Linked DNA regions of Mus musculus: region 2 is linked to region 1. Evidence: chromatin loops called from intact Hi-C (ENCODE). Cell type or tissue: heart. All regions are shown on one strand. Links, peaks and the distances in the headings refer to the core of each region. The heading gives the core; the rest is flanking DNA.

The links. Peaks named below come from ENCODE experiments on the same cell type or tissue, not always from the same donor. Only the 100,000 strongest peaks of a DNase experiment are listed, where the experiment ranks them.
Region 2: it touches region 1 in a loop (2.6-fold over the local background); 5 of 42 quality-filtered maps call a loop at or near these places.

Annotation. Positions count from the first base shown.
Region 1 is chr19:55,560,559-55,576,487 of GRCm38, reverse strand. The region is part of intron 7 of Vti1a (vesicle transport through interaction with t-SNAREs 1A); the gene reads right to left. Among named protein-coding and RNA genes, the nearest start is that of Gm41871, 130 kb to the left of the region's middle. In heart, for the core only: a CTCF peak has its summit at 9,215; a DNase peak (open chromatin) is centred at 13,097; H3K27ac peaks cover 3,737 bases.
Region 2 is chr19:55,634,280-55,650,208 of GRCm38, reverse strand. 4930552P12Rik (RIKEN cDNA 4930552P12 gene) reads left to right here. Exons shown (of 4, transcript NR_045318.1): 3 at 6,608-6,781; 4 at 7,658-9,620. Among named protein-coding and RNA genes, the nearest start is that of Gm41871, 59 kb to the left of the region's middle. In heart, for the core only: no CTCF peak of the experiment used is centred there; DNase peaks (open chromatin) are centred at 6,058 and 6,698; H3K4me3 peaks cover 911 bases; H3K27ac peaks cover 2,347 bases.

The DNA of each region.
Region 1 (15,929 bases), core at 5,353-13,352:
TGAGGCTTTCCCATCTGTGGAGAGAAAGAAATAAAAAATTCTTCTCATATAAATATATTCACGGAGAACAAGCTTATTCTTCTTCTTGCTACCTCTACCGTGTGGGTGGAACACAAACCGGAGTGTGGGCTCTACTTGCCTTTGCATGGTCTATTCTCCCAGACTTGGAGAAAATAGCTAATTTTCATCACCAAATTGATTTGTGAATGGCCACTGGAAAAATGATGGGAAAATTCTTATCAAAAACTGCAGAATATGTTATCAAACCCACATTAGATTACAGATAGTATAGGTTTTGTAGCAAGAGTAAAGATTTATCCTAGTAGGAAACTGCTTACTATTTTGTTGTTGTTGTTCTGAGACAAATCTGTGTCACCCAGGCTAGTCTGGGCGTCCATCACCCTGCTGTTGCCTCCCAAGCAGCTGGGTCACAGGCATGGGGGCCACCACTCCTGGCTGGGACAGTCATTTTCTAACATTTGCTTACAGTATACCCATCTGTGAGCCGCAGCTTTGCGGGGGGGGGGGGGAACTCACAAAAAAAAATGGACAAAACAAAATCTAAACTGTGTCCCTTTACAGACTTGAAAACAGTGATGTGGGTAACAGCTGTTCCTTGTGGCAGTGGATTGTGGGCACTGTTATTATTATATTTAAAATAGGTTTCTTGGATAGTTCTTTCAGATATTAAAGCCTTGAAAAGAAATTTTTTCCAAATAACTTGTTAGTTCATAATTGACTACATATACACTCTATGGCTGCATGTCACAGGTAAAGTGACCAGGGGCTGCCAGCTTTTATGTGAAGTATGCATACATGTCAGGTCATGTCTAACTTGATTGTAAAATATGTTTTCAGGATGTATAAACTATAAACATCTCTATTTTAATGGATAATTAGAAAAAACAGTTTATGCGAATGAACTGAAGGTTCTAAAAGGCTGAGTTGAACCCCCAAAGTGAGGGAGCCAAGCTGTCATATCTGGAAGCAACTGATTCTAAGGAGGGAAAGGGCAACATGGAGGTGGCTGGTCAGCTTTAGTATTTCAATTCAGCAGCTATGGCTGGTGAATGGCCTATGAGACAAAGAAAGAGGAGGAAGAGGAAGAGGAGGAGGAAGGAGAGGAAGAGGAGGAGGAAGAGGAGGAGGGTGTGCTCAGAGCTGGGCTGGACTCTGCAGTGGCCCTTGTCTATGGGGTTCCCTAGAGCACAGTGGGAAGGAGCTCATGTCTGCATGTTCCTGGGGCCCCTCCATATCTCTGTCAGGTTATAGTTCCTGGTTACATATGTGCAATTGTGGTGACACTGACTGGTTATTCTTGACTTAGGAAGAGACACTTGCCTTCCCTGAGTTCTGAGTTTTTTTGTTTTTTGTTTTGTTTTTTTAAACCCACTGTTACAGAGACAGCCTTGAACATTTGTAACCGCTTTGGGGTATCTGACTGGATAAGACCAGGTAAGTTGGAGCCATTGGAGAATGTGTCCAACTTCGGTCTAGTCCACTATCATGGGAACTTTCTTGAGCAAAGGGGTTGCCAAGTGCAGGATGGAAGTCCCTCCAAATGATTACAGATGCGAAACCCATGGAGATCAATGTCATTCCCGTCTGGGGACACGGTATGAAACCCATGCTTGCCAGTGGCTTGATTGACCATATTTTACAGTGCAGTCTCTGGTGTCTACAGGAAGCAGCAGACTCCTGCTCCGTTTCCTGGTTCTGGGCAGAGACGGGCAGTGTCCTTGATTTTATTGGTCCTCTGTAAACGGTGACTACAGTTCTCAAGAAACTATCTGCTTTAGAAGAAACAGACCCTTCACACAGTGTCTCCAAGGGTGCTTGGTGGGGAGTTTTGTGTGCCACATGGTTGTTCCTCCCTATCCACTGAGGGCCACAACATGTCAGCAAAGAAGACAAGGACTCCAACTGCCTCACAAGCGATTTAGAAGAAAACGTTCTGCAGACCTGTGGAATGGTGAGACGTCTGTGTGTCTGCAAGGCCGTTACCGCAGGCACAGGACTAACTGACCTGCCCTACTGACTTCCCTTACCACACATCAGTATCTTTCTTACCCTGCTTTAACGTGCTTTTTAATACTCGCAAGGTGTACACCTTACTGCCACATAAAAAAACTTGCCTAATGCTATTAAAGGCTTTGCCTAACAATTGCAATCATACTATTAAATGTAATTAATGGAATGAGTAAGCTGCTGTTTCCCTAGTTCAGCCTTGGTGGATCTTGGGCAGAGCATCTACAAGTATCCCATGCATTCCAATGGGGAGGGATATGTGCTGGTAGTTCTTAAAGCCACAATCTATGGACAAAGGCTTTCTGAGAAACCATTCTGTACCAAGGGTCAGACTTTCTTCTGGTGGAGCAGTTGAGCAGAACACCTGGGGTCACCCCAGGGAGGCAGCAATGGGCAGAAGGAAGTGGCTGATGGGCTACTGTCAGAAAGAAGTGTGAAGAGCCCACGCCCCTCAACAGACCATGGCCCACAGCCTGCCTTCATCTTCAAGTGTGGGCTGCACTGCTGAGTTTACTTCTTCCTTCCCAGCCTGCCTTTGGTGGACATCATGAGCATCTTCAACCAGAGACCATACTTTCGAGATCAGGAGTGTGATACTTCCTGTGTCCCACATAGAGTAAAAAGCAATTCCCCTGCAGAGGCGCTTGTTAGGACTAGCTCTTCACCTGCTTGGGACTGGGCCCTCTCACTGGGCAAAATTTGTTTTTTCAATTTGCCTTCCAGGGAGGTCAAACAGAAATGTAGACGAATGAGCTTTGTTTGGCTTTTCTGTTATTTCTGAAAAGCTTGAACTAGATACTTGGACAAGATAGGCCACGTACAGTTTGGTTCAGTCAAAGCCCTCTCTACTTCTGGCTGTGTGACATCTGGCTAGCCTTGTCCCTACAGGTTCCTATGTCCCTCTACTTCTGCAGGCATCTGGCTTGTCATCTAGAAACAAAGGTACCCTCTGCAGGATCTTTTCATAGTTAATTATTAGGCTCTGCCATTCCTATTAGCTGATAGCAGGGAGTTATGAGTACCTACTGTGTGCCTGACAACAGTAGATGTGGGTTCTCAGTGATGACTGCGGGCACCCTCTGCTTCTAGAAGCTAATTTTCTGTCTACACTCAAGCACATCTGTGTTCCAGCTGAAGAAATCCAATCCATATTCTCAGCAAATCCCTCCCCAGCTCCTCAACAGAAGGCGTCTACGGCACTAATTCTCCCTCGAACAACAAACATTTTCTACTAAACTCTAGCTGAAGTGCTGACATTCACGTACAGAGCCGTGCAACCTCCAACACCAGATTTACAGTTTTCCTCAGACAATGGGGGCAGAGCCAAGCATCCAGGAGGTAACAGCAAAGAAGAGAGCAGGAAGTGAGCGAGCAGGGATTCATGTATTTAAAAACCTACCCTTAGAGAGGGGAAAGCCAACTGGGAAATTTTCATTCTCTTCTTGGATGTGTATGCAAGCAAACCCACGTGACACATGTGTCTATGGAAACCCTCGCTATCTCAAAGATAGCAAGGAGCTTCAGGCCATTGCTCCATGCAACAGCAGTGCCTATCCTTCATCCCTTTGCACAATATCTAATTACAGGGGTGCTGATAAAATTAAGCATTCCTAAGCACAAATTAAGGCCATTCTACAGGAGCCTCCATGTGCACACTTGGCCAGACTTCATTAACAACCAAACAACTACGGATGACTTGGCTGGGTCTTGGGGGAACGAGAGGTCGTGTTTCCTAAGCTGGAATTCTCCTGAACCTTGGGTTGGGGCTGGCAAAGAACCTTTGGTGAAGGGAGCGGTCCCCTTAGTTTCTCTCCAACCATGCTGTAAAGTGGAATTCTCAACTCATCGCTCCCTTGGGCTGTTGCTCGAGGCGTGCATGTAAAAGCCAGTCTATTCCTTGCAAGTCAAAGCCCCAGAAGCTGGTCAGAGTAGAGGCTAAGCTGCTTTTGGTGAGGAGAATGAATGTGTTACCAGTGCAGTTGGTGCGCTCGCCCTCCCCCCCCACCCCACCCCCCCGCCTCCGCCCCTCTCTCTCCACTAGCTGGAAAGGAGTGGTTTTGCTCCTGTTTTAATAGTTTTACTACACACTTATGAATCTACAAGTGTGCCATCCCGTATGTGCGCAACGCTGAGTGGTCTTGAATTGGCGGTAGCTTTAGGCTGTGCCTATTTACTTTTGGTATACAGTATTCTAGCGGGTGAGCCTTCCTTCGCAGCTGGTGAATATTTACTTCTGAGTTCTTGTTTTTCTAGTGTTGCTGAGAATGGCCTGGTGTCCAGCCTCTTGTCAGTACCTCACAGGGGTTTTTCTTGAGGTCTGCAGAACACATTGCAGCTGAAGCTTATGAGTATTGGTACCCAGGTCCCTCACTTCCTAATGTATTTTTGTTTGTTCAAAAGCGTCGTGTTTGGGGAGCATGCCTGTGAGGCAGGCTTTGTGCAGTCTCCACCACCTGGTTCCTTAAATGTCTTCTCCCTTGACTATGTTCTCAGCTCTGAGGTACAGATACACCCACAGAGTGAAGCAGAGACAACACAAACCCTCCAGTAAGCTGTCCAGGAACCCAGGGTCATCCCCCAGCTTGCATCTCTCCCATGGCTTCCACACATTCCCGTCAAGGGCTAAGCACTGCTCAGTGCATGCAGGTGGGTTCAGGTGGCCCCTGCCAGGTGATGGCTTCACTTGCAATCCTGATGAGACAATGGTTAGAAGAGAGACACTCTTAGCAGAAACTGACTGCAAACCCTGATGTGAACTATGCATTCCTTTCAGCAGTAAGCTGAGTCAGCACTGTATATCAAGAGGGGAAACTACCAACTTACGGCGCGGCCTGCCCCTAGGCTGGAGGCTCCCTGGATCGGATGGGTGTATTAAGTACATTTTGATTTGTGATATTTTCACATTACGAAGGGCCTCAGTTGAGGAGCATTTGCACGGTGGAATGTGGTGTGCGAGTTTTGACAGGCTTGGCCTGCTCCATCTTCAACTTCTCTTTTCAAGGAATGCAGCTTTTCTGAGTCATGTGACTACAGAGCAAAATGTGTTGGTGAGAAGCTGTGGAGGTGGCAGCACCTGGTGGCCCTTGTGACAAATCTGCAGACAGGCCCGTGGACCTCTGCCTGTGTGTCTGCCTAAGAGTTCCTTGCTTGCTTCCTACACGACTTAGAACTGGATCAGAAGTGCCACACTGTTCTCGGGCCATCAATTAGTAGTATTTAGTTTAAAAAAAATAAAGCCAGGCAGACTTATACCACCAGAAAATGAGTCAACTTTGGCCATTTTATGCAACAGTCAAGACTGGTCTTTGTAGTAATTGGGTCACACGGAAGTTGAGTGAGTTAACTCTAACTCCAAGGCTAGGGATATATTTAAAGCACATAAGATAAAAGCATTTCCTAAAATATATTCCCCTGGCAGAGACAGACTGATATCAACAGTTCAGTTTTTCCACCCCTCTCCAAGTGCATTTACTTCACCAAGGTGCCTCAGAAGAAGCAGGCGTCCTTTGTGGGTGATGTCCCTGTGCACCGTCACCCAGGCTACTTGTTCTCAGGACAAGAAACAAAGCTTAGTGAGCAGTGAGAGCGTCCCTGCGTCTCTGCCATGGACCATGAGTTTGAAGAAATCCAGGTTGGCTCAGGGAACACACACACACACGCTAACCAGCACTCCTGTAAGTGAGTGAGTCACCCACTGTACAAATGAAACAGAACTGATGGAAAGAGCTTTTATTGCCCTCCACTGAGAAACTAACCACCTGAGACAAAAGGGCTCAGCCTCTCTGGCAGCCAGTCTTCTCCAAGCAAAGTTCTCATGCAACCCTGAAGGGAATTACTGGATGACTAAGCTACACGGTGCATGCGGATGTGCCATGGGAAGGACCTGTGTGGGTGATGTTGCCCCAAGGCAGACATGTCAGCTGTCTGCAGTGGAAGGGTACTTTGGAAGAGATCCTAGCATAGAGTCTACCTCAGTTAGCCTGGTGGCCTTCAATAAGTCCCTTGTTCTTCTTTGGCCTCAGTTTCTCAACATATGAAATGAGGCACGGGGGCATGTTATTCTCCTTAGGTCCCCTCTTGTTGTCTTGGCCTATCACATCCTCTACATAGGAAGGTATTGGTTCAGGGAAACTGCAGTCTGGGTACTGGAGAGCCACTGTGCCTGCATTTCCTAGGAGCTTCTCAAAGAGCAGCCTGGTGAAACGGTGAGGTCGACGGACACCACACAGGGGGTCCTGTGCGCCTGTGTAGGTGGCAGTGCCTGAGCTCAGCTACTCCGTAGGAACCCAGGTTCTCATGTACTCTTTTTTTGAAGCACTTCCTCTCAGCTAACCCAGGCCTCTAAGGAGGAACAAAGAACAATCAGGCCCAACCCAAGGCTGCCGTGACCGATATTTATTTTGATCCCTGACTAATAGTCTCTAGTTTTATTCTAGGTGTCACAAGAGAAAAGGAGAACAAGGCAACTACAGCTAGCAAAGTTTCTGTGGTAAATGACAAAGCAGCGGCCCTCGGGGCCCCGCACACAAGGTGAGGACCGTCCGAGAGTGTTTCTGAGCATTTTCCTTTCAGGGGAGCTTTGGAGGCCAGGAAGCATCCCAGGAAGGAGGCTGGAGGAGGACGCGGACGGACTTCTCTGTATTAGTGAGTCAAGTGCAGACTGTCTGTCTTGATTCAAGCTTGGACTCGGCCCCTTGGTGGCTCTGTGGTCAGGCAGCCCAGATGGCCATGAAACTCTCCGACTGTTCAGATATAAAATGAAATAGCACCAGAGGGGTCGTGTGTGTGGGGGGGGGGGGGTCAAAGGAGATAAGCAATGTAAACGTGTTGTCGCAGGGACTCAGTCTTGCTAAGAATGGGACTATTATGATTAATGCATTTTTATCATGCAACCTTCTATTTCAGGACTATGAGAAAGTGACCCCTTGGTTTCTTTAGTAGGAAAGTCGAGCACAGCCGAGGTCAGAGCCATCACTCATGAGAGCAGTGACTGCTGACTTTCTGAATTTTCCTTTCCCCAGGACACTTTTCCATTATAAAATGAGAAGCCAAGTCACACTTGCTCCGTGACTGTTGGCTGGGAGGTGAGGGTTGGGCTTATCAGTTCACACTCTGTAGTGTGAAAAATCCCTTTCCTATCACGGCTCTGCCACTTCCCTTATCCTGTCTTTCTTGGGGAACAAGGGGGCTTGCAAGATGCTTTACCTCCTGTTTGGTAAACACGCTTGTTCTGAGTGAGACAGTTCCGCCCGTGTGTGCAGCAGGGGCTTGCAGACATGGAGGGCTTATCAGACAGAAAGCCATTCTTCTGCAGGTGACAATGTACTGAAAGCAGAACCTGGCTGGCCAGCCCCATCTTGTGAGGAGCGTCCCACCATTTCCAAACCATGACTCTTAGCCAGTCTAGAATAAAACTAGGAGGTTTTTACTGTATTTTCTGGATGTTGGGGACAGACAGAGGCCTATGCCCAACTGTAGGTTCTCCCCCATTCTTTTTCATTACCTCTGGTGGGTGGTGGGCTAGAAGGGAGGTTAAAGTGTATAAGAACCATCATTAAAAGTAGGATTTGAAAAAAAATTAAAGTTATACTCTGGCACTATGTTCATTTGCTTATATATTTTTGTAAACCTTGTGAAAATAAGATCTATCAGCTGCAAGGTCTTAATATGTTGACCCCTCCCACCACCCTACCGCCGCCGCTGCCGCCACCCCAACCCTCCATGAAGTCTCTGCTTTATGTTGTTAGGATTGTTGTGTCTGTTGTGGTCTTCCTGGGAACCCGGGTAAGGGGAAATGAAGGTAGGGTAGTCAGTTTTGGATACAGTGGGAATCCTGGTATGCATAGCTTTTGGGAAAACACTGCTAGCCATCTTGGGTTGGAAGTGGTTACCCACTGTGATGTCTGGCACAGCTGGAAAGCAGGCACCGGACCTATGTGGGGAGAGCAGGAAGAGCAAGTGCTTGAGGCAGCCACGAGGAGGTCTGTGACTAAAACCCTGGCTCCGTGCTTAGCAATGGAAAGGAAGGCCAAGAAGTCTCACCTGATGGCAAAACCATAGCAATTCCCACTTGACAGCATCAGGTACCCCACGGTCCGAAAGCATTAAATGGAAGATCCCAGAAATAAACAACCTGTGAGCTTTAAATACTATGATAATGTAATGTTTAAGTGTCTGTTTAATACTATGATAGTGTGTGTAATGTTGTAACTGTTTAAATACTATGATAATGTAATGTTGTAACTGTCTGTTTAAATACTATGCTAGTGTAATGTTGTAACTGTTTTTTTTTTTTTAATCATGCTGCTTACCTACTGTGTCTGGTTTATAAATTAAGCTTTTATCATAGGATCATAGGAAAGAAGTAGAGAGCACACAGGGTTTGGTTCCACTGGGACCTTGGGCCATAGCCCCTGATGGCCTCTGGAGACTCTTGTACTATCTGGGAATGCAATGTGAAAGAAGCTGTAGAAATGCTCTGGTGGGTGGCATGCCAGAGGAAAAAGGGAAACATTACCCTTTCCTAGTCATAAACAGATCACAAAATAGTTATATGAAAACAATAGCCAGAACTATGTAGTTAAAACAGAGAAAAACAACAGTATGTATCTATCAGTTAATAAAACCATGTAGCTTTCTGGAAGTCCTGGTATTTGTGACACCTATCTCTCCATAGTACTTTATCTCTTGACCTAAACAAACAGTAAGTTCTACAACTGAGTTTGAACTTAACCTTTTTCGGGGACCCCAACATTTCCAGTGTCAGGTTTACAGGACTCAGGTCTGTCCCTGGAAAGCTCAGGTTTCTTCAGGGAGAAGCGAGGCTGCTTACACTTACACAGAGAATACACAAAGTGCCACGTGGCTCCTCCTTGTTGCTGGGTTACAGGAAGATTCCTGTAGGGGATGGGGCTAGTAGACAGGTGTATATATTGGAAGTACAGTCACACAGACAGGAACTGGCTTTGAAAGGCACAGTGGGCAAGAATACAGGACAGTCATAAGGCAGAGGCAGGAGCAGGAAGCAGGACAAGGAGAGTGGTGGGGTTGTAAGGACAGAGATGAACACAAGAGCCCTGGGCTCCCCCCCTCCCCCCCAGGGCTGCTGCTCAAACAACTGAAACTGAGAACTTGGGTAGGCATGGAGTGCTCACTTCACCTGCACACATCTAGGGGGCGCTGGTGAGCCCAGAAAGAAGGGAAGGGAGAGAACCACGTCAGTGATGGATGGTTCCGACTTCAGGAGGAGCCATCCTCAAGTCCAGAGCCAGCCAGAGAGTGAAATGCTACAGACCCGAGGGAACTAATGAAATCAAGAGAAACCATTATTGCATGCCTCACTGCTGGGGAGCAGTAAACATTTCAGGCGGGTGAGTTAGTGAATGAAGATGGTTTGTGAGGGCTCTGCAGTGTTTCAGGCTGAGGTGCACAGTTAGCCTCTGAGCCCTGACAGTGAGCTGCTTTCCCAGAGAGCTCAAGGCTTGTCATGCTGTAGACCTGGAGAGCATAAACGGTATCCCAATTCATTTTCCAATTGCTTAACTCACTCAGGAAGACATGTGCAGATAGATCCCAGCTAAATCAACAGTGTTGGCAAATCTCTTTTTGCTTATCAAATCAGGATATATCAGGCTTGGGAAAGGTGCTCAGTGTATACATTTACAAATAAACAGCTGTTTTTTGAAATAGCAGATAAACAGTTTGTTTTACTACCCAAGGGTACATTTCCTGTTCATTTATAATAAGTGTGGTAACTCCTCCTTATGTACAAGCAAGCAGCATGACTCTAAAACAAAAAGTACCTCCAATGACATTCTCTAGAGTACCTACGGATATAACATCTTGGAAAACACTCGCAGCACAGAAATGCTCCCTGGAAAGTTTCTCCACCTTACTTTGGAAGAAAAACGAAAAGTTGGTTTGTGTGCTCGTGTGCGTGTGTGCATATGCGCATGTGCACGGGTGTTTAAATGGACTGGAGAGCCGTAAGAAGCACTGGAGCTAAACCTACTTGTCATTTGCTGCAAACCGTTTAGCAGCCGCACTCCTGGAACAGCTCAAGCCATTTTCAGAACACATTTCCAACACACCATGTAGGATGAGGAGACACTTTGGGGCTGGCTATCCCGAGTGAATCCAGCCATCTCAACCCCTCCCAGTGACTCCCATAATCTGACCTGGCTGACAGGGTTAGACATCCAGGGTTGCATATCAGGCTGTTTACTCAACACATGTCACATCTAAAATAGGGATTGCTTTGGCTTAAAAAGCAAGCCATTTATAAATGTGCATTTATAAGGGCAAAGGTCAAGGCAACTGTGCAAACCACTTGTCAACATATTTAGAGGAAATTGTGTAATCAACTTAACATACCAGTTAGCCTTTACCTGCGAGGTCAAGCTCAGAGACCCTGTATGTCACCACAGCCAGCCAATTAATCACTCTGCAGGAAATTCCACGTTTTTCTTTAGATTAAGCTATAGAAAGTGGAGTGTGGGCTGAGACTGGAGAGGATTTCCTATCTGTCTTTATTTCCTGACTAGCCTGATGCTTCACTATTTTTTTTTAATGTGTCTGATACAGAATTTAAAACAGGCTCAAAATTATGTATTTTGATAAGCATTGCTCATGGGTGTGTTACCACACAAAGGTAAATGAAGCTATTTGATGGCTGGGTGCCCGATTACTGCTGTAGATTCCAACAAGACAGACAAGTGTTGACATTGTCAGACGACAGATCATTCCAGAGAAAGAAGAAAGGAGAAGAGATAAGCTGCTAAACTTAAAACCTGTTCCTTCCTCTTCCATGTCGCCACAAAGTTCAGTTATGTGAGTTTTGAAGATACTCCTGTTTTAGGTTCAATTTAAAACATTTTTTTTCTTTCCAATAAAAATTTTTTTTGCCTGAAAATGTCATTATTTTGCTTTTCAACAGTGCTATGGAGGTATAATTCATCAACCATGCAACCCTTCATCCACTTACGGCTTAAAATTCAAAAGGCCCTAGTGCATTTGCTCAGTTTTACAAGCAGCGCCACAGCCTAGCTTAGAACATTTTCATCACTGCAGATAGAAATCCCAAGGGCTGGGGTGTCGTTGCCCATGTGTGTGGCTCAGGTTTGGTTCCCAGTAACGCCACGGTGAAGAGCACGTGTCTACCTTCAGTTCTGAAGCGTTCCGCGGCAGGTAGCCAGTAAGCTGCTCTGCTCTGTAGATCTGCCTGTTGTAGGTATTTCTGATGGATGGTTCATGCAGCACGGGGACTTTGGTGTCTGTCTTATTTCATCAAGAACATTTCCAAGGTCCATTCGTCCTGGATCAGCTCTCCATTCTTTGTTACAGATATGTAACTTGCCACATCTGTCTATTCAACAGCTGATGGACATTTTCTGTATTATGCATACTGATGCTATGACTATTCATATACACATTTTGTTGTTGTTGTTGTTGTTTTTTGTTTTTTGTTTGTGGGGACAAATATTTTTCTTTGTCTTAGATACAGATGCCAGGCATGAGAACACTGGGTTCTGTAGCAATTCCCGGTTTTGTATTCATTTCCCCAAGCGATGATTGCGATTGGCATTCTTTTCTATCTCTGTGTGTCCTGGGTGGGTGTAGGGTGAGAGGGAAACTCTGGGTGTCCACCCTCGCCTTCCAGTTTGTTTGAGACCAGGCTTCCTCTTGTTCAGTGCTCACACTACAGGCTAGCTGGCTCTGCAGCTTTGGGGGGGACTGTCTTGTCCCGTCTCCCATGTGTCACAGGGGTGGGTTCTGAGACTGCAGACGTGAGCTGTAAGATCAGATTTTACGTGGGTACACGGGGTTCAAACTCAGGTCCTCACGATTGCTCAGCAAGCCCTTTACCCACTGAGCTGTCTCCTCCATGTTCGTTCTGCTCACCAGTCACTGAGAGGGTTCTAGGAAGTTGCTAGTAAGTCCTTACCAAGCCTGGGGTCACTGGAGTCTTATCTTGAATGCACAGTCTTCTGAATTTCTAGATATTTAAAAAAAAAAAATGGAGCCTGAAAGCTGTATAAGTTTGTCACTGTTTAGTATTTTCTCTGTATGACTGACTTTAAGGAGAACAAACTTGGTCTTAATTAAAAAAAAAAAAAAACTTAAACAAGGATTAATTTTCCTTCTGAGGAGCCATTTGGAAGTCCTGTGCCAAGTAGCTTCTGTGTTCCTGTCTCCATTCTCTGGGGGACTGACCCTCCGACGAGAAAGACAACCCCTCTCTGTGGACATCCCCACAGTTAACTCCACACACATCTGGATGGCGGTTCAATGGTCTACTGTTGTTCAGACAATCTGTAATCACACATTCTGTGTGTCAACTAACAAGCCAGGGTGTGTGGTTTCTCGGTATTCCATAGCATGCAGCACGCACAATTTACAAATAAAACAAAAGCCCACAGCAGAGACAATGGCACATTATTCCCCGAGTAACTGAGCGAGAAGAGTGTCTCTGTTGAGGCAGAAGACTCTGCTTGTTATTTTGACGGTCAATGAAAAGAGGCTCGGAAAACCGCATTTCATCTGCTAAGCCTCGTAGCGAGGGAGCCCTCTCTGTGGCATTGAAGAATCTAGGGCCATATGTTTCCTTAAGCTGAGCTTGAAGCAGAGATGGTGTAGCCAAAAGTCTGAACCACAGATGACAAAATTCAAGAGCCTCGTATGCCTGAAGGGCTGGAGCGCCGAGGCCAGTGGGAAGATAGCCGGCCACCTTTTCTCTCTTGGCTTCAGCTCGGAAGGTGGAGGGACGGAAAAGCAGAGTGAAAATTCCTCCTTCCCCCATGGCTGCTTAACAATTTTGGAAACAAAGAGTTTGATAAGGCCAGAGGAAGTGAAGCTGAGCTTGTCCCGAGAAAAAGGGGCTGAGGACAGGTTCTCTGCACGTGTGACTGCTGAGTTCCTAGAAAAGCGGGACAAGGTGACAGGCGGTCTGTGTTGGAGCAGTCACCACGGGAGGGTGAGGTGTCAGGAAAGGTAACCAGGGCCCAGCGACATGACATTTCACCAGCCTTGTCTAGCTGGCAGCACAGTCACTGCCGACCCCGAGGGCCACACGCATGGCAGGGCATCTGGGACCTGCTCCAGGCCAGCTCAGGCCTTGGAATGGCTCGTTCAAATGGGCCACGGCTGAATTCTGGAAAATTCGAGGTCCAGATAACACAGCATGTCCTGGGGTTCCCCAGGCTGTCCTTGCTGGCTCGCTGCCACAGCACAAAACTGTCTTTCCAGCCTTGCTGGGAACGTAAGGCAGGCCTGCGCTCAGTCCAAGGCAAACAGAGTTCTGTCATACTGTAAATGCAACAGTCTTGTAGGAAAATAACCATTAAGACCCGGGGTGGTAGTGTGAGGAGGAAGCTGTCTCTGCACACAGAAGGGAGAAACGGTCTGCTTCCCCTCAGCTCTGTTCTTGCTTTCTCCACCCTACTGCGTGCACGCGAGTGTGCACTTATGTCTCTCCACCCTACTGCGTGCATGCGAGTGTGTACTTATGTCTCTCCTCTCCCTTAGTCTTCCCTTTGCTTTTGAGGCAGGGTTTCATGTAGCTCAGGCTAGCTTCAATTCACTGTGTCTGGAGGATGGCTCCTGACTCTCCTGCCTCTATCTGCTGAGTCTCAGGGTTGTGGGTCTGCACTACCTGCCCTGGCAATTTTGCAATTCCTTGGGCATTCCATCCTGCGCCAAGCACTGTTCTCAGACCTGAAGATAAAAAGGAAAGAAGAAACAACCCCCTGTCCTCCAGGCTCACAGTTTTGGAGGGCAGCCAAGTCAGCATGGAACGTTCTAGAACACAGACTGGCAAATGGGGTATGGAGGAGAGTGGGGAGGTACTGAGGCAAGAATGGCGGTTTTGCATGAGGTCTGGTGAAAGGAGTGGGCTCCACCCCGAGCGAGGGCACGATCCCGGCTCAGATAGTCAGCAGAGTCCCACACTTGGCCTGTTCTTTGTCAGAAAGACTATAATCCTGTCTAACAAGAACCCAGGAGACGAACAGACTCCCATTTCACTCTCCATTCTCAGGCTGACAAGGATAAGAACTGGATTAGGTGCAGTAACAATAAGGTGTCATTAGCCAGAGAAAACACGACTCCTGGACCTGCACGAACTTGCTGGACATGCACTGCCATGTTAGGAGCTGTCTACATGGTCAGATCTCCACTCGAGCTCCGGTTTCTCACCCAAACCCACTGGAAGACACAAAGTCTATGGCTCGGGTAGCAAACCACCCGTGACAGAAAAAGCAGAAGGTATTACGAGGAAAGTCACGCAGCCATGGCAGATTATCCACTTAGAAATATATTTTTGATCTCCAGAAGTGTGTCCTGAAAGGGAAGGTGGCCTCAGCCAGCTACAATTTGCCAAGATCACTGCAGGCCTCAGTGACCTGACCCGACAGCGGCCTCCTCGCGCATGGGGTGCGCTTGTTCTATTTCTGAGGAAGTGCTTCATTGCCTCACAGAGGCCTTGCCTTCAGATCACAGGGCTGGATTGAGACCTTCAGTGCCATCTCTGCCACCCCCTGGAAACACAGGCCCCTTCCCCACAGGGTACCTAAAATACTACAGACCCTATCTAAGGCTTCCCAGGGAACAGTCTGCACACAAAAAAGGCCTTTAAAAGTTTAGCCTGGTTATTGTGCTAGGACACGTGTCATCTTCACCATCTTCTGAACGGTAACGAATCTCATGGGAATCTCCAAGTATTTAGTGAGTGTTCTGCCTGCTTCATCACTGCAGACTCAGAGTGTGGGGACGAAAAGGGAGCATGATGTCATCTGGAGCCACGGTACGCTTGGTGCCTGCCTCCCTCTGAAAGCATCCATGTGAGTTCGTCCAACACCTACCTGCTTTCTAGCTGGGGCGGTTTTGTCAGCAAGGAGGCATCTCACTGTAAGCCCCAATGTGTGTCAGGTAATCTCAAGTCGCTAGCTCCTACTCAAGCTTTTGGGAGTTACAAGCGTGTGTGTGTGTGTGTGTGTGTGTGTGTGTGTGTGTGTGTGATCGATTTCCCACAGAGCAACCTTTGTGAGGTTGAAGAGAACTCATTGCTCACCTCTCTCTTGGATGCACTGAGTATGTATAGATCTCCCCAGCTCTGCACCTTGGGGCAGTGGTGGGCTTCTATCAGAAGATACAGCTATGACCCGATGCCTTTTCCAGGCTTTGGAGTTTGGCTCTAGCTCTGCTGCCTGCCTCACACGACACAAGTTTATTCCTTCTATTTACTCCCTCACCCGTCAAACTGTCTCCCCACCCAACATGTATTCAAATCTAGTATACCGGGTACGGTACCATTGTGGGGAATAGGGTTCGAGGGGGAGGCCAAGATTTTTGGCAACATGTTTGTTTATATGACTTATACCCCAGCCACAGGAACTCAGAACTCTTAAAAAAGCTATACAAAGTCAGAGAAGGAGACAAATGTTAGTAAGAGAGATGGGGAAAGGCTTCCTCCAGAGGGGCATTAAAGTGAAAACTGAACGGAAAGAAAAAGATATCCACATCTTTGCAGTTTTCAGTACATGTATGTTAAGCAGGATCACCCCCAAAATAAAGCCATGGGTAAATTCTGTCTCCCACTTGTGGCACTCAAAGCCGCTCCTTGACCCTGTTTTCTGTGGCCTGTGAGCAGGGTGCTTTTCGCCAGGATTTCAACTAAGGAAGGTCTGGTAGTGCTCAGAGTGCCATAGGAAAGCCAAGGGCCACAGGGACAGAATATTAATCTCAGCTCAGTTGAGTAGGGGAAGAGCAGAGTATTTAAACGGGAAGCCAGCTCAGACTCCACGAACAGGCATTGTGTGTCTGACCAATTAAACTTTCTCTCATTTTTAACAGCTTTGTTTATGAAGCCCACATTGAAAATTAAATGTTTATGATGATTTTGGGGG
Region 2 (15,929 bases), core at 3,247-11,246, 76 kb before region 1:
CTGTGTGTCCTGATAGGACTCCCTCCATGTTCCACCTCCAAGACACCTCTGGAAGCTAAAAGCTTCCACTCTAAACAGCATATAGGAGAGGGACACCATGTCCTCCCTTGTTGGGTTATTGTGCCTCCTGGGTAGAGGGACACTGAAAGCCAAGTTCACTTGGAAAGTGTCTTGCTAGAGCCAGGCACTGATGAAATCGGGCAGGAGAGTCCATAATTAGATGAAGCTGAGTTTTCCAGCCATAGACTCTGCTCTCTCCAGCAGTCTTGCCAATCTGATCCAACCAATGGGGGGAAAGTACTCTGGGCTTCATCCAGCCAGTCCCAGCCTGAATTAGGATCTTCTTATGGAGAGCTTGGGACCAAGGCCTCAGTCAAGGATGACCCATGCCTTTGGATCTTGACCATGCTGATTTCCCTGCTTGGACCTGGCCAGACGGGTGGGTTGGTTTTCAGCCCCTTCCTCTTCAAGCCATGCCCCGATGATCCTGGAGGACCCAATGTAGCATGGGGAGTGTGGAACACTCACTGGACCCGCCTCCCAGGGCACTCATCGAATCTGCCACTTCCCTCCTGCAAGGATGAAAGTGAACTTGTCATAGTCCTGAATGGACACATTTTAGGGCTGAGTCAGAACCTTCTAGAGCAAATGTTAATGGGACCCAAGTGAAACTGTGGCCGGAAGAGGAACCGAAGGGAGCTGACTTCCTGAGGTGAAACTTCAGAGTACATTTGGAGCAGAAATACTTACTTGGGTGGTTCCTCCTACTTCAGAAAAGATCAGAATAAAAGTTCCACGGTCAGTGCAGAGTCATGAAAAATGGCGGCTCGAGGCGGCCTGCTCCCGTCTCAGACTGTGCTGCACAGGCGCGGGCCATGCCTGCGTTTCTCAGTTATGAAGCAAGGGACAAAGGGATTTTGGGAAATGGGGAGGAAAGAGATTTACTCATCAATATTGTTCCCCCTTCTCCTCCTTTGTTGGCTTCATAGCATCTAATGACAAGAACCAGGCAGTGATCTCTGTGTTCGAGTTCTACCACAGCGGGAGAGTTAGCTAAGATGAATACCTTGTAGTTCACTGCTTTGAAAGAGAGAGAAAAGGAGAGAAATGGAAAGAGAGAGAAATGGAGAGAAAAGGAGGAAGGGAGGGGTTTACCTGGGTGGGCAGGAATCGAGCAGTACCAAACAGTGTTAACTCAGGAAGGGACTGTAAGTGGCCTCTCTCTCTCTCTCTCTCTCTCTCTCTCTCTCTCTCTCTCTCTCTCTCTCTCTCCCTTAACCTCAATCCAGTTGCATCTCTAGCCCAATGATCTTCCTTTTTGCATATACTCTTGGTCTTTTAAATGTCTTTCTTTATAGATGTTCTATCACTTAATGGTGGCATCGCATAGGTAAGCCCATCAGAAGTTGGCCATATCTTAGGAATGCTCACACAACACGTACCTAACTACACAAATACCCCTATTTGACCACACAACACCCAGCAGGGGCATCTAACCTGCCGCTGTGACATGATGTTCTCACTTGTATAGTAGCTATGAGGAGCTGCAGTCCACCGCAGCCTTCAGTCAGGACCTGACTGCTCAAACTGGCATTGGCATACCCTCATGATCATACGCTGTGATGGTGAATTGTGTGGCCGGTGGGGAGCTGTGGCTGCTGCCACTGTTTAGCACTGTATCATACTCTGTGTTTGTGTGTGGTGGTGGTTTTTCGTTCTTCTGCACATGCTTGGGCTCCAACAATTTTCCTGACTCAGTCTCCCAGGGAGCTGGCTCTACTGGCCCATGTTTCCGTGCCCAGATTTTCTGCTATATATTGCCGCCTTGAGAAAAGACCAAAACTCAAAATTCAAAGTGTATCGTGTTCTCGGCATTGTAAAGCTGTAAGCTTAACACCCCCTGAGTCCTTTCTAAAGAAGCAGAACCTGTTGCTCCCTTCATCCCAGTTGTGTCTTAGGCAACAGCACAGTCCTGGGCTTCTTCCTCCACCTGAGCTCCTTGGGGCTTCTGAGTACCCAGCCTGCAAAGCACGGATCTAACCCAACTCCTAACGTGCCTGTGAGGAAACTGAGACGGGAAAGAAAACACGGAAAGGAAACACGGAATCTCCTCCCTGTTCCGCACCAGCAACTCCAATTCTGGATTCCTTCTGAGGCCAAGGCTTATGGGAGTGATTTCACATGTGACAGTTAAAGTGTACACATTTGTCTCAGGGGCAAAGAGAACAGATGAAAATAACAGCCCCGTAGAAAGCCAGCATAGACAGCCAGAGCAAATCGGTTGCATACCTTAATTCCCCACTTGCAATCCTTACCCACAGCAGGCATTGCTAATCAATCTGAGCACCAATCAATCCTGGCACGTTTTCCCGCTGAGTCTAGATTCAGCCTCAAAACTATCAACACGATTGCTCCAAGGCGCCATCATTAGTTCACCGAGAACTAGTTCTCAAAATGAAGTCTTTGTTCTTCCTGGTTTGGGGCCATTCTCATTGTCTCTCCTTGGCACCAGGGCCGCATGGGTCTACAGTCTGTACCTTAGGAGAGAAGTCTGTCCCAGTGCAGCTTCAATCAGGAGTCCATCTGCCAGGAGCCCTGCCAAGGGAACTTGGAGGTGGATGAAGAGAGTGGCATGGTAGTATGGGCGGAGCTTGATCTCTTAAGAGTGCCTGCTGTGGTGTTTCAGCCTGTGAGGAAGACGGGCTTCATAACCACTGCATTTGCTGGGTCACTATTCACTCAGGATCCATTCACTCACCTCTAGAAGTTGCTGGCTGGAAGTCTGGCCCTCACTCCTTCCATCAGTCATCCACTGCCCTTCCTACCCAGGCACCTAGAATACCTTCCTTTGCATGACCCACTCTCTTCACAGATGTAGACCAGTGAGTGGTACATGGAGAGCAAGAAACAGCCGTGGCAGCGTTCCTAGCCATGAAAGGTGGATTTCCACTATCTTTTCTCATCCCGTCTCTATGTTACTTCAAGTGGTCCATCTCCACGGCAATGCAGACACCAGAGCATCACAGAATTTGGAGTCAGGGAAACCTTTTGTAAAAACATCTTGGCTCTTTCCATTTTATTGATATAACTAACTGAAGCCCAGAGAGGTGTCTGAGACCAATCTGCTCCAGAACTGAGTTTAGAAGCCAGGCCTGATGACTTAGACTAGTTCCTCAGGACCCCAGGGTCTCACGTAGGAGGGTTCCGGAAGTGAGACGGCTGCTTTGGAGATGGTGGGGAGGTGTGTCCATTATCTGGAGCAGGGAGCGATGTGTGCAGTCTCTGGCCTGCCTGAGCCCAGGAGGCCTCTCAACAGCATGAGAGTATGAAGACCACACTGCCCTGGTCCTAACCCTGCAAGGGACACCCCATCACTTCTCCATGTAGAAACAGACCCCTTGTCTTCAACATTTGTTTTTAGACCTAGTTGCTGAGAAAATTGTCACAGAATTAAAATGAATGGTGTCACCATCTTATCGAAGGCGTTCCACAGAGTTGAGGCCGTATGCTGTCGTGTATCCACTCAGAGTCCCAGCGACAAGCTACTGATGCAAAAGAGACTCACAGAAAAGGGTACAGGAGACCACAAGAGTACCAGGGAAGGAGGAGAAGCAAGTTTGCAAGCTTGATGCGGCCGGGCTGCTGCTGTACCTGGGGCCTGACTCATGCATGCTGTCCCATTGCTGGATGCTGAGCTTCTGGGAAGGTCATCTCCAACTTACCTTCCCAAGGGTCTGGTCTCCTAAGAGCCAGGTGACTTTTATGGTTCTTGTGCTCAGCTCGCCACTTGGGAGTCCAATTTTCTTGAAGAGGTGAAGAGAAGGCAAGGGGGTCTCTCAGTAAGAAGAGAGAGGGATACAATCCTACTAAGTACAGATTAGCTGCTAAGGGATCCGGGGAGCTAGTAGATCCATGGTGCTCTGTAGAAATGATGAGGACCAACCAGCAAACACAAACAAGCTGTATTTATCCTGAGCTGGCTGGAACAGGCAGTCACCACCCGCTGTGTTCAGCAGAGATTCAAAGGCAGGAGAAAGCTTTGCTCTGGAGTTTCAGGTGTGCCCTGACCAGATGCCACTGGCCATGGGAGCCATGGGACAGCTAGCTTTAAGTAGCACCCATGGGATTGGGTATGCATGCACCGGTTGTCCTAACTTGGAAGTATTGACAGAAACCTGGATAACTGTGAGTGATTAATGAAGGTGTGGGTACGTGGTGCTCATTGACACAGAGGGTCTGTCTGACTTCCTGGGTTGTCGCTAGAGATGGCTATCCGGCCTCCTGAGGGTCCCATTTCTTAGGCTGCTCATCTTAGATAAAGGGTTCTTGGCATTTTAAGTATTTCAACTCAGTTTTGCTTTGAACAGGAAATGTGTGCTGGAGGTTGTCTATTCTACTATGAAGAAGGTCCTTTGGTCCCTGAGACTCCCTGGTAGCCATCAAATGACTATAGGTCCTTTCCCAGGTCCTTTCTGGGTGCCAGGTCCCCATGTGCTGCCTGCCTGCCTTGGGAGTAGAAGGGGAGGCTTGGACTTCTTGGCAGGGGTGGATGTGGGTGTGTTTTCACCTCAGGCCCGAGGGTGAGTCTGTCCCCTTAAGGGTAGCTAGCCAGAGCGAACAGCTTCAACTGTGCCACCGGGTGGTTTAGAGGTATGGTTAGCAAATGTCTTAGCATCTCTGAGGCAAGACTTTACAGTTGTAGTGAGTCCTAGGATCCTGACCTTAATTTCCCAGAGAACAGGGCACAGGGGTTGGATTCAGACTTCCGGCCCTGACTCCCCGTCCTCCACCAGCCACAGGCGATCCTCCCTTCCCTCCCAACCTCCAGCCTCAGGCAGCTGCACTCTATCAGGATGCAATCTAAATGCAGTCTTAAAGACCTTGAAGGTGGGCCAATGGTGAGTTCAAGGCCAACCTGGGCTCCCGTCGTGATCCCCTGCTTTTGAAAAGAGGAAGGAGTGGGGAGATAGCTCAGCCAATAAAGCAAGAGGACTTGAGTATTGTAACCCCAAGCAAGAACTGACATAAAAAAGCCAAGCACGGCGGTCCACTTGTATTCCTGAGATGGCGGATCCCTGGGCTTGGTGGCAGGCAGCAAGCCTAGCTGAACTGTCGATTCCAGGTCAGTGAGAGATCTTGTCTCAAAAATCCAGGTAGAGGCTGGGGAGATGGCTCAGCCATTAAGAGCGCTGTTGCTCTTGCAGAGGATCCCAGATTCAGGTTCTAGCCCCCACACAGTACTTCACAACTATCCAGAACTTCAGTTGTAAGGGATCTTCTCACCCCCGCGGGTACCAGGCACACAGGCAAACCACTCAATCACAAAAAATAAGATAAACACACCTAAAACCCAAAACAAGGCAGAAGGTAGTTCAAAAGACAGCATTCATCTCTGACCTCCACAAACACAGGTATACTTATGTACCTGTACACACGTGAACACACACGTGTATGTGCAACACTCACACAAATACCAACTGCAAATATTTGCAGAGTTCGAAATTCCCCAAATTTTACTCGAGCATTATCTGTGGCTGGGAATTATCTACACATCCCCAAGGACGAAGCTGAGACAATCCTGGTTGCTCTGTGTCCCCAATACTCAGAAACTGCCTCCTGGCAAGCCATGCCGACTGCAGCTTTCCAAGACAAGGCCTCCCACTTTGCACACCAGCAAACTGAGGCTCAGAGCGAAAAGTCACTGAAGTGCTCCGTGTCAGGTGGCTGAAGCAGGACCAGAAGCCCAGACTGGTGAGGTAAAGGCGCCCCCAGCTAGCCTAGCTGTGATTCTGATTCATATGAGAAGAGCCCACTCATCCTGCCAGGGAACCAGGCAGATGGGGAACAGCACTCAAACGGGTCCTGAATGAGACAAAGTGGAGGTGTCACCCTTGTCTGTGGACCTCCCCTCCTTCCCAGGTTCCTGATGTCTTCCCTCCGGTAGCAGCTTTTCTGGAAGTGTTATTCACCTGGAGAGCCGACCCTGAGAATATTTGGAGTCAAGGAGTTACATGAGCATGCTGGCGTCCACACATCAGCCTGATGCCACGGGTCCCCTGCCAGCTTTGAGGTCCCATCTTTCCAGAGTCAACTGCATTCCGTGGGAGGATTGGGGGGGGGTGCACGTATGGGGGAGGGGGTGCGCGTGCGCGCATGGCCCTTTTTGTTTTGTTTTACTTGGGTTCGGTTCTGGAGATGGGAGTCAGGCCCAAAGGCTTGCACCAGCAGGCTTTTTACTGATGGAGCGGGCTCCTCAACCTTGGCGTTCCATTTTGCAGTAGAAACCTGACCCTGTTCTCAGTTAAGAGATGAAGACACAGAGGCATACCCACTGCCTGATTCCAATCTTGAAGCTTGTGCTTATGTCACCAACTGAGAAGGGACATACTGTCACAGCAGGGAGCTGAGAGTATGGGGGTGGGAGGGGAGCGCAGCCGAAGTTCCATTGTATCACAGCGGGGCGGGGGGGAGGGGGGGCGTGAGGCACGAGACCGATACTGGGACTCCCGAGATAGCCTTTCTATTCTTGGTTCTGCAATGAGCTTGCTGTGTGCCCTTGGGCAGATCAGTTCCTCTCTCTAACGCCCAGTTTCCTCATTTTCTACAGCCAAATGCAGAATCTTAATGGCTTTCCCTTTCGGTTCGACAAGCCCAGAGCTCTAGCCTGGGTGCGGGCTGTGTGTGAAGAAATAGGAGTCTTGGTTTCGTTTTGTAACCTGGGCCCCTCCAGTGCCTACCAGCTGGGGCTGGGAACAGGACCAACATTCATTGACAAATGAAGGTGAGTTTCAGAGAGGCAGCCTGGGCTGTCACAAAACTCTGACAGAAGAAGTGCAGTGCTGGGGAAACCCCAGGCTTCTGTAAGCCAAGGCTCTGATTGGTGCACAGCGTTTGCTCTTCCTTCAGACCAAGGCCTCCAGCCAGTTCCCAAGCCATTAGCTGCTGGTTTTGATCAATGGCAATAGCATAAACAACAAATAAGTCCATTCGCTGGCAATTTCAGTCATTTGTGGCATTTAATTAGCATAATTGACCCAAACTGGAACTTTTCCTTCCACCTGAATTTAAAAATACATCCCCACTAACCCTCAGTACATCTGAGAAAAATTTCTTCTTCTTTTTTTTTAATGAGGCTTTAACTAAAGCCCAATATCAAAACACTATATAATACTTTTATCTCATCGAAGACATTTGATGCTTATTAAAATATTACTGCTTTAAGGCTTATTTTTTTTTTTTTTTTTTTTTTTTGCCCAAGAGTGTGTGCAGAGCCTCACTCCTCAGATAATAACAAAGAAATCTTAAACATGAAAAACACACATGAAAGGTAATATGTTCCCCGTTAGTCTCAGTATCATTTCCCCAGGATTTATTACTTTCCAAATATAGCATTAGCTTAAAACTAAAAGGCCGTTTACAGTAATGGGACACTTGGTACTACTTTGGAGCATGTGGGCTCTCCCAGGGCCTTGTACAACGGCTTCATTAAGCGGGGAACTGTGGGGGAGAACGGCTGGGTTAAAAAAAAAAAAAAAGAATCCCAGCATGTCTCCTCCAAGGCCCCCCAGATAGGCCACCTACCCTGACCCAAGGCCCGTGTCTAACAAGCTCTTAATTCCGCTTTCAGAACTGCTCTTTCACGCGTTGTTTCTTCCAGAGATGAAAACATTTTCGAAGCTGACAGGCCATCAATTGGGTGCCACCCGGGAAGAGAAGCCATGGTCTGCAGCTCTGCTTCCTGGCCCCACCACCAGGAGAATATGGGACTGCCAGCCACACCCAATGGGCCGCCCTAGGTTTGGGAGGTCTCTTTTTATCCTGAGAGAAGGCTTGGGAGCAGTTACGAAAGCGACGAGCCTACCGGCTTGGACACGGAGCAGCGATTGCTTGGCTTGTTGGGTATGGCTGAGGCCTGTATACAGTTGGATGACCTAAGTTATGGAAGGACAGAGTAGTCATGTACACAGAAGGGCCCTCTTGAGTGGCAGCTAGGGCCACTGTAATTTTGTCCCATGGGGTAGCCTGGGTCAAGCTCTCACTGGAAACTGCCAGTCAGCCGAGGGACCCTGAGGAGACTCACATTATCTGTTTGCTGTTTAGGTCCAGCAGTGAAGGCCCCTACTGATTTGGGGAACCAGCCTCCTGGCGCTTCCTAAATGCCCTGTTTTGAGAAGTTCCACAGAGTGAGGGTGTAAGTGTCTGGCCTGAAGGGAGAGACATGCTCCCCCTGGGTTCCAATCCCCATCATACCTTAGCTGTCAGCAGGGAGGGGAGGTTCCAGAGGCTACAGGAGGCTGTAGCAGAGAAACAAAGGCTTACATTACTACTCCAGGTTTGCTGTTCTCCCCGGAGGCAGATGGCACTGTGTGTTGGGTGGGGATCACTTCACCAGGCCTGCCTTTGCCCCAAGGGGCAGTTTCTTGGATAGGATAGGGATAGTGTCATTAAGCCCATTTGAGGAAGCAAGCAACCAACCGTTACCAGCTTTGGACTTCACTGACCATGTTCAGTTACTGTTGGACACTCTTTTCCTTCAGGCACAAATGGGTAATTTCTCATGTTCCTGCCTCTGTGACTGGGGCCAAGCAGGCATGTCTCCTTTGTTCAGTTCACTGCTCCCACCTCTGGAATCGTCCCTGCTGTCCAGGTTCTCTGGCCAGGTGTCACATGGCTTTACTCTGTCGGCAGTCCTCATGAGATCGATGACTCCTGGCGATCCACGTGTGAATGACTTGTAGGAAGGGCGCCGGAGTGAGCTGAGGTTGACAGAGAGCCACCTGCAGAGGCTCCAGCAGCTATGTGAGTGTATGGCTGGACAGTGTCACTTGTGAGATGCTCACAGTCCTGTGGTGTCAACTAGATCAAAGTCTCTCATAAGATAGAAGATGGAATCTGCCCTTGGTCACAACGCTTGATTCAGAACCCTGGCTTTTTATAGGGCTACTCTTTCCTCCGGTGATGAAGGTTAACATCCTGGAACATCCATGGCACAGATGCGGGCTAAGTCCTCTACCCTAGAAGATCTACAGTGCAGCCCTGGGCAGGATTCCTCCAAGGCTCACACAGTTTAAATGTTTCAGACTGGGATCATTGCAAAAGGAATTTTTCGCCTACAGAAGAGAGAGGCAAGGAAGGAAAGCTATGCCCAAGGTCTAGAAACAGGGCAGTAGCCCTGAGTTTGGAAAGCCGCTCCCACCTGGTCCAACTCTCTCTTAGCTCAACCAGTTGTCCGTGTGAAGATTAGGTTGCTGGTTTTGGCTTTTTTTTTTTTTTCCTTTTTTCTTTTTTGTCAACTTGATACAAGCTAAGAAGAAAGGCAATGGCCCCTGAGAACATGACTCCGTCAGATTGGCTTGTAGGCAAGTTCACAGGGGAGGGGGGGTCAGTTCCTTGATTAATGATCTATATGGAAGGCGCCCGAACCATTGTTGAGTGGTGCCACCCTGGGCAGATGGCCCCGGACTGTCTAAGAAAGCAGGCTCATCAAGCCACAACAAACTAGCCAGTGAGCCCCGTAAACAGAATTCTTCTGCAGTTCTTGCTCCAGTTCCTGCCTCGAGTTCCTGCCTTGGCTTCCCTGACTGATGGACTCTCAGCCAAATAAACACTCTGCTATGATAATAGCTCTTGGTCATGATATTATCACAGCAGTAAAAAGCGAGTGACTAAAGTGAGGCCCAGGGGATTATGGGAGCCTGTGAACTGGAATTGGAGAGCCCTAGAGGAGGCGAAACAGCTTGGGGGAGGGGGGGGCGGGCAGTGGGAGGAGCAGAAGCAGTTTCCGGGAAACAGTGGGAGGAGCCTGCAGGGGAGGAGCCTGTAGGGGACCAAGGAGACTGCAAACTTAACTGGCAAAAGTAGACAGCATCCCCAAGCCCTTTGACCACGGATGAGAGCTTTCGATGATTCATTGTGGAAGAGAGTTCTGAGGAGGTAAGAGAGCCAGGCTCAGTGACCTGTGTTTGCTAGGAGCATAGGGAGAAAGTGGTGGCTTCCTGACACATGTGTGTCAGCGCTGGCATAAAGTGTGCATAAAGGACAGTAACGTGTTACCTCTGCTACCCTTGCCACGCCTGGACACTCTTGCTCACGCAGACTCACCTGGTGTTGATACCGTAGACTCTGGGATCTGTTCTCTGGGACCCATCGACTGTCAAGGCATCATTGACACTGAGAAGGGAGGACTGGCCTGGCTCCATCACCATGGGGCCAGACCAGACACAGCAGAATGGCAAAGGTCCACAGGTCCTCTGAGGAGGAGACTCTAGTCTCTGTCATTTCAAAGAGCCCCTCTGTACAGGACTGAAGACGCTACACTCTCCTTAAGTCATGCTAATTCCAACTGTGTACGAATAAGGATATCAAGGGAGCGTGACCATGCCGGATGGGAGCAGAGGTTCCACAGACAGTGTAGGTCAAGGCATAAGATAGTAAAACCCAGAGGCGATGACTTTAGATGGCAACATGGGCTTTGAAATATTCGTAAGGTGGTTAGGGTGGGTAGGTGGCCGTGGTGGGTATGCACAAGGCTGAAGGAGCTCAGATGGAACAGGAGGCCCTAAATCTAGATCCCACCAGGACCCTTTCTAGCCCGGCCAGCCTTGAACCAAGGGTCTTGGGCAGCCGGTGGCAGGATCAGTCTTCCCAGATTTACACAGGATGTCCTCCTCCACACTTCTGTGGACTCTGGTCTACCAGTGTGAAGGCCTTGCTGTTTTTTGCACGTGCCCTACATCAAATATACCCCCTCCTCACCAGGGAGAAAAGCCCAGCCACTGCGTTGTAGGCTCAGGGGACATTTGATTGTCTAGAAGACATCAAACAGCCCAGGTCTCCCTTGTAAAAGTTTTACAAGAAAATCATTGAAGATCGGCTGAGCAGGCTTCTGCTGCTCCTCCTTAGACTCCAGCGCTGAGCTGATGGCTGCATCTCCACACTCTAGTGCTGGCCTGCAAGAGCGTGCAGAGGCAGGAACCTTAGCCCCTGGATCGTTAGGATTGCAGACCACGGCTGTGGGATCTAGTGAGTTGGACATATTTTATTTAACCAGCTTAGTAAAAGGTAATATTCAGCAGCTGTGATCTATAGCAGAATTACAATTTTCAGGTCAAGGAGGGATTTTGATATTAGGAGGTTGGGCAGAATCGCTATGAAATCTCATGAGCTGTCTTTAAAAATAAATGAGAAAATAGGTTATCCAAGAGTCATTGTAAGGGGAAAATCAATAGGCGGTGTCTATTCACTTGGGCTATCAAAATCCTTGAAATTTGAACAAAAGTTTCACGTTTAGTGTACTGGAGGTTTTGAAATCCGGAGCTCCGCGGTGTTGCACATCCAAATGAGGCTGGCCCTTGTGAAGCCTCGGCCCCCACTTAAGATGGGGGAGGCTCTCCATAACCGAACAAACAAACGAACCTGTAGAGAAAGACTCCTGTAGAGGACTCCTCACCCTCCGCTGCAGGCTGCTCCCTGCATTTGCCAGAAAAGCACCCAAGGCCAGCGCAGCAGTGCAGAGTGCCAGGTGCCCCCGCCCAGCCCCGCCTCTTGCCCCCACACAGTCCACCGCCCACATCTTGGATGGGGACAACCTCCCCGTGGTGACATCTTACCTGCTTTTAGGCTGTCTGAAACGACAGAAGTTTCTACCATCCAACCGTTCTTGCATGCATGCGTCCGTCTGTCTATCCCTCCCTCCCACTACGTGCCATGCTCAACCAGGAAACAAAAAATGGAGAAATAAAGCAGGCTCTGGGAAGGAAGTAATAGCACCAGAGAGATAGAGAGATGGCTCTCCGTGAGCCAGGGAGGGAGGGCTCAGATGCTGTCACTCATCCCGGACCCACAGCACAGGTATGATTTAGCTGAACTCCAAGACAGGGAATTTCCACGTAGCTGGTGGGTTCCCTCTCTAGCTTTGAGACCTGGGGAAGGCAGAGGTAATATTTCTTCACCATCCCTTGTCCACACTGGTCATTTAGCATGAAAAGGTAACTTTAAAGCATTCTTAGAATGAATATACATTTTAAAAGATTTACTTAGTGTGTGTGTGTGTGTGTGTGTGTGTGTGAATGAGTGTGAGTCAGTGTATAAATGTGTGAGTATATGAGTGTGCATGAGTGTATATGTGTGTGTATGAGAGAAAGAAAGAGAGAGGGTGAAGGGGGAGGAAAGAGAGAGAGGGAGGGAGGGAAGAAGGAAGGGAGACAAAGAGACAGAGAGAGGGGGGAAGGGCAGAAGAGTGCAACCTAGCCTCTGGACTGGGAGTTACAGAGGCTTGTAAGTTTCCCAGCATGCCGGGTCCTGAATTCTAGTCTTTTGAAGGACTGGTATATTTTCTTAACTGCCGAGCCATTTTTAGCCTCCAGAAAGAATATGTTGTAATAGATAGATTTTAGTGCGGGCACTTGAGCCTTGAGCTTGGCACATGTCCTGTCACTGCCAGCCCTTGGTTCTGTGAGATGGTCTCCTGTGTAGATCACGCTGGCCTTCTCTCTGCTTGTCTCTGACTCTGACCGAAGGCACCTCCCTTGCCTGTCCCAAGAGTTCCAACAGTTTCCTCCTATAAAGTCCTTTCCTTCATGAGACAGGCTCTCTCAGGCTGGCCTTGTTCTCAAGATCCCCCTGCCTCAGCCGCCTCAGTGTGGGGATTATAAGAGTATGCAGTGTTCTTGAAATATTTTAGCCCCTCCACCCACTATGATAAATCTGCATAGAAAAAAACCCAAACCAAAAACCCAAAACATTGCTAAACAACAATAAAAGACAGTATTTATATGCTATGTTACAGACCCACACGTTTATATTTACCCATGTCAGTCTCTTACATGTTTGAAGGTGGGTGCCAGTGGGTACCTAACGGCATCTTCCTGTCTTTCTCCCATTTGAGTGCAACTGTCTCTGAGGCTCAGTGGGAAGATGAGTTGATTACCCAGGCTCTCCATGGCAGGAAGGAGCGATCAGAGTCAGGTCTGCCATCTCTCTGATAAGTTGATGGAAAATAAAATTTAAATCTAAGTATATATATATGTATATATATATATGTATATATATATATGGATGTTTTGACTCAAACATCTATACATACACAATATATTATATATATATGTATTATATAAGTATATATACACATATATAATATATGTGTATATATATTGTATATGTATAGATATTTTTATATATAAATGAATATATATATATATATTTTTTTTTTTGAGACAGGGTATCAGGTAGCTCTGGCTGTCCTGAAACTCTCTCTGTAGACCAGGCTGGCCTTGAATTTGGAAATCCTCCTATCTCTGCTTTCTGAGTGCAGGGATTAGAGGTGTGCACCACCATGCCCAGCTATAAATAAAAACTTGAATTAAAAGCAGAAAAATTCTTACCTAGGATAAGGCACAAAACTTGTTGTGAGTCCAGAGATATTGAAAGCCTATACAACATGGGGGGCCTTGTGTCATGAGATCAAAAAGAGGGCTGGGGGGACAGGGCTGGGGGTATAGGGCTGCAGGGTTAGGGCTGGGGGTTATAGGGCTGGGGGTATAGGGCTGGGGGGTTAGGGCTGGGGGGACAGGGCTGGGGGACAGGGCTGGGGGATTAGGGCTGGGGGGATAGGGCTTGGGGGGACAGGGCTGGGGGGACAGGGACGTTGGTAAAATGCTTAGCTTGCAAACATGAGGCTTGGAATTAGCTGTGAGACAGAGACAGGCAGATCCCAGGAGCTCACTAGACCAGCTAGGCTAGTATAGTTACTGAGCTCCAGCCTAACGAGAGACTCAGTGGCTGGGACCTGAGAACCAACAGCTGAGTTGGCTTCCTCCAGTCCACACAGCTGTACCCCAGGCAGACAACACACAGATGAAAACAAGGTACCAGGTGTTGCCATCTTTAAAAAGTGACAGTGTACAGAATGCTGAGAACAGGTTTATACCTACCTTCCCACTAGGGAAAAAAAATGCAAAAGAAACAGCAAACCGTGGGATTATACATTTTACTTTCTTTACTTTCTTCCTTTTCTTTCTTTCTTTCTTTCTTTCTTCCTTTCTTTCTTTCTTTCTTTCTTTCTTTCTTTCTTTCTTTCTTTCTTTCTTTCTTTCTTTCTTTCTTTCTTTCTTTCTTTCTTTTAGCTCATCCAATGATACAAGTTAGTTCAGGAAACAACCATCGAAAGTGTATTACTTATACCAATAACAGGCAGAACCACATTTCTAAGAGAGCCAATAAAAATAAATGCTGAGATAAATTACTTTGTGGAATACAGCAAATACAGATTTATTAATAAACCACCGCTCTGTAAATATTAGAGATAAGATGTGAAGGTTCTGGGGAAAGAGGTACTGTGGAGCTGGGAGTCTTTGGGACTCGGGACTAATTCCTGAGTGAGATGTTAAAACGGCTGTGCATTAATAAGCACAGGCCAGTCTACCTCCCCTCCCCCACCCGCTTGGTTTCCGTGTGATTTCTCCCCCATCCCGAGACAGGCTCTGAGCGCTGCTCCTGACACCCCAGCCTAAGCGATGCAGATAATGTAATCGTAGCATCATTAGGAACCATGAAATTGCAATTCCTCGGGGAAGGAGCGCTATCGCTCTGTTACACAAGAAGAGCGATTAATTAGCGGATCTCGGTTTAACGGACTATGTACTACATGGGTTCTAAACCCACTCTGGAGTGGTTTTCAGGCCTAATGAATTACCATCAGGAAAGATGAGCTGCAGCCAGAAGACATCAGTCAAAAAGCAATACAGGAAATCCTCCAAACCCACCCAGTGCTAACCGGAGAGAACTATCATCCAGGAAACTCGGGAGAAACCAAACAGTTGTTAACTAATTTCTCCATGGCCTGAGGATGACAGTGCTGAATGGTCGATTGCTCCACATCGCTAGTTTGGAACCTGGAAGACACCCCCACCTCCTTGTGCTGGACTTTGGATTGAGCTCAGCATCCCAAGCCTGAACTCTAGCTGCTAGGTCAAGGCTGGTGCTCTGCCAGTTAGGGTCTCAGCTTTTGGGCCAGATGAACTTTTACTGCTGTTGGACTCCAAATTGCATCTTTGGTACTTAAAGTCTCCATGGGGTGTGTGTGTGTGTGTGGGTTCCCAGTTCCAGGATGTGACATTGGAGGAGAAGGCCTGAGCAGTCAGTGATAGTCGGACCTTCAAGAGGAGTCATCCCAGATCTCCTTTGAGGAAGAACTTGTTTTTAAGGCCTGCTGGGCCACAGGGTGAGAGCCTGTCTCAAAATGCCAAATAACCCCCAGACTACAAAACAAAAGAAGCCAAAGAGAGAGCAAAGTCCAATCAGGCCAAGCAACAAAACAAAACTGGGATTCCAAGGCACACCACTGCAGGTATCTTCTTTTCTTCTTCTTCTTCTTCTTCTTCTTCTTCTTCTTCTTCTTCTTCTTCTTCTTCTTCTTCTTCTCCTTCTCCTTCTCCTTCTCCTTCTCCTTCTCCTTCTCCTTCTCCTTCTCCTTCTCCTTCTCCTTCTCCTTCTCCTCCTCCTCCTCCTCCTCCTCCTCCTCCTCCTCCTCCTCCTCCTCCTCCTCCTCCTCCTCCTTCTCTTCTTCCTCCTCTTCCTCTTCCCCTTCCTCTTCTTCCCTCTTTCTTTTTCCTCTCCTCCCCCTTCTTCCTTCTTCCTTTCTCTTCCTCCTTCTCTTCTCATTTATTTTTATTGTATGAGCATTGGCATTTTGCCTGCCTGTATATCTGCGTGAGAGTGTCAAATCTTGGAGTTACAGAAAGTTGTGAGCGGCCATGTGGGTACTGGGGATTGAATCCAGGACTCCTGACTTCTGACCATCTATCTTCACAGCCCCTCGATGGCGTCTAAATCTTTCAATCCCCCTGCTTGTTGTTTCCTTTGTTGAAACAGGGTTTCTCTGTTTCAAAACTCATGATCATCCTTCATGCAGGGACTTGGAGGTGACACCA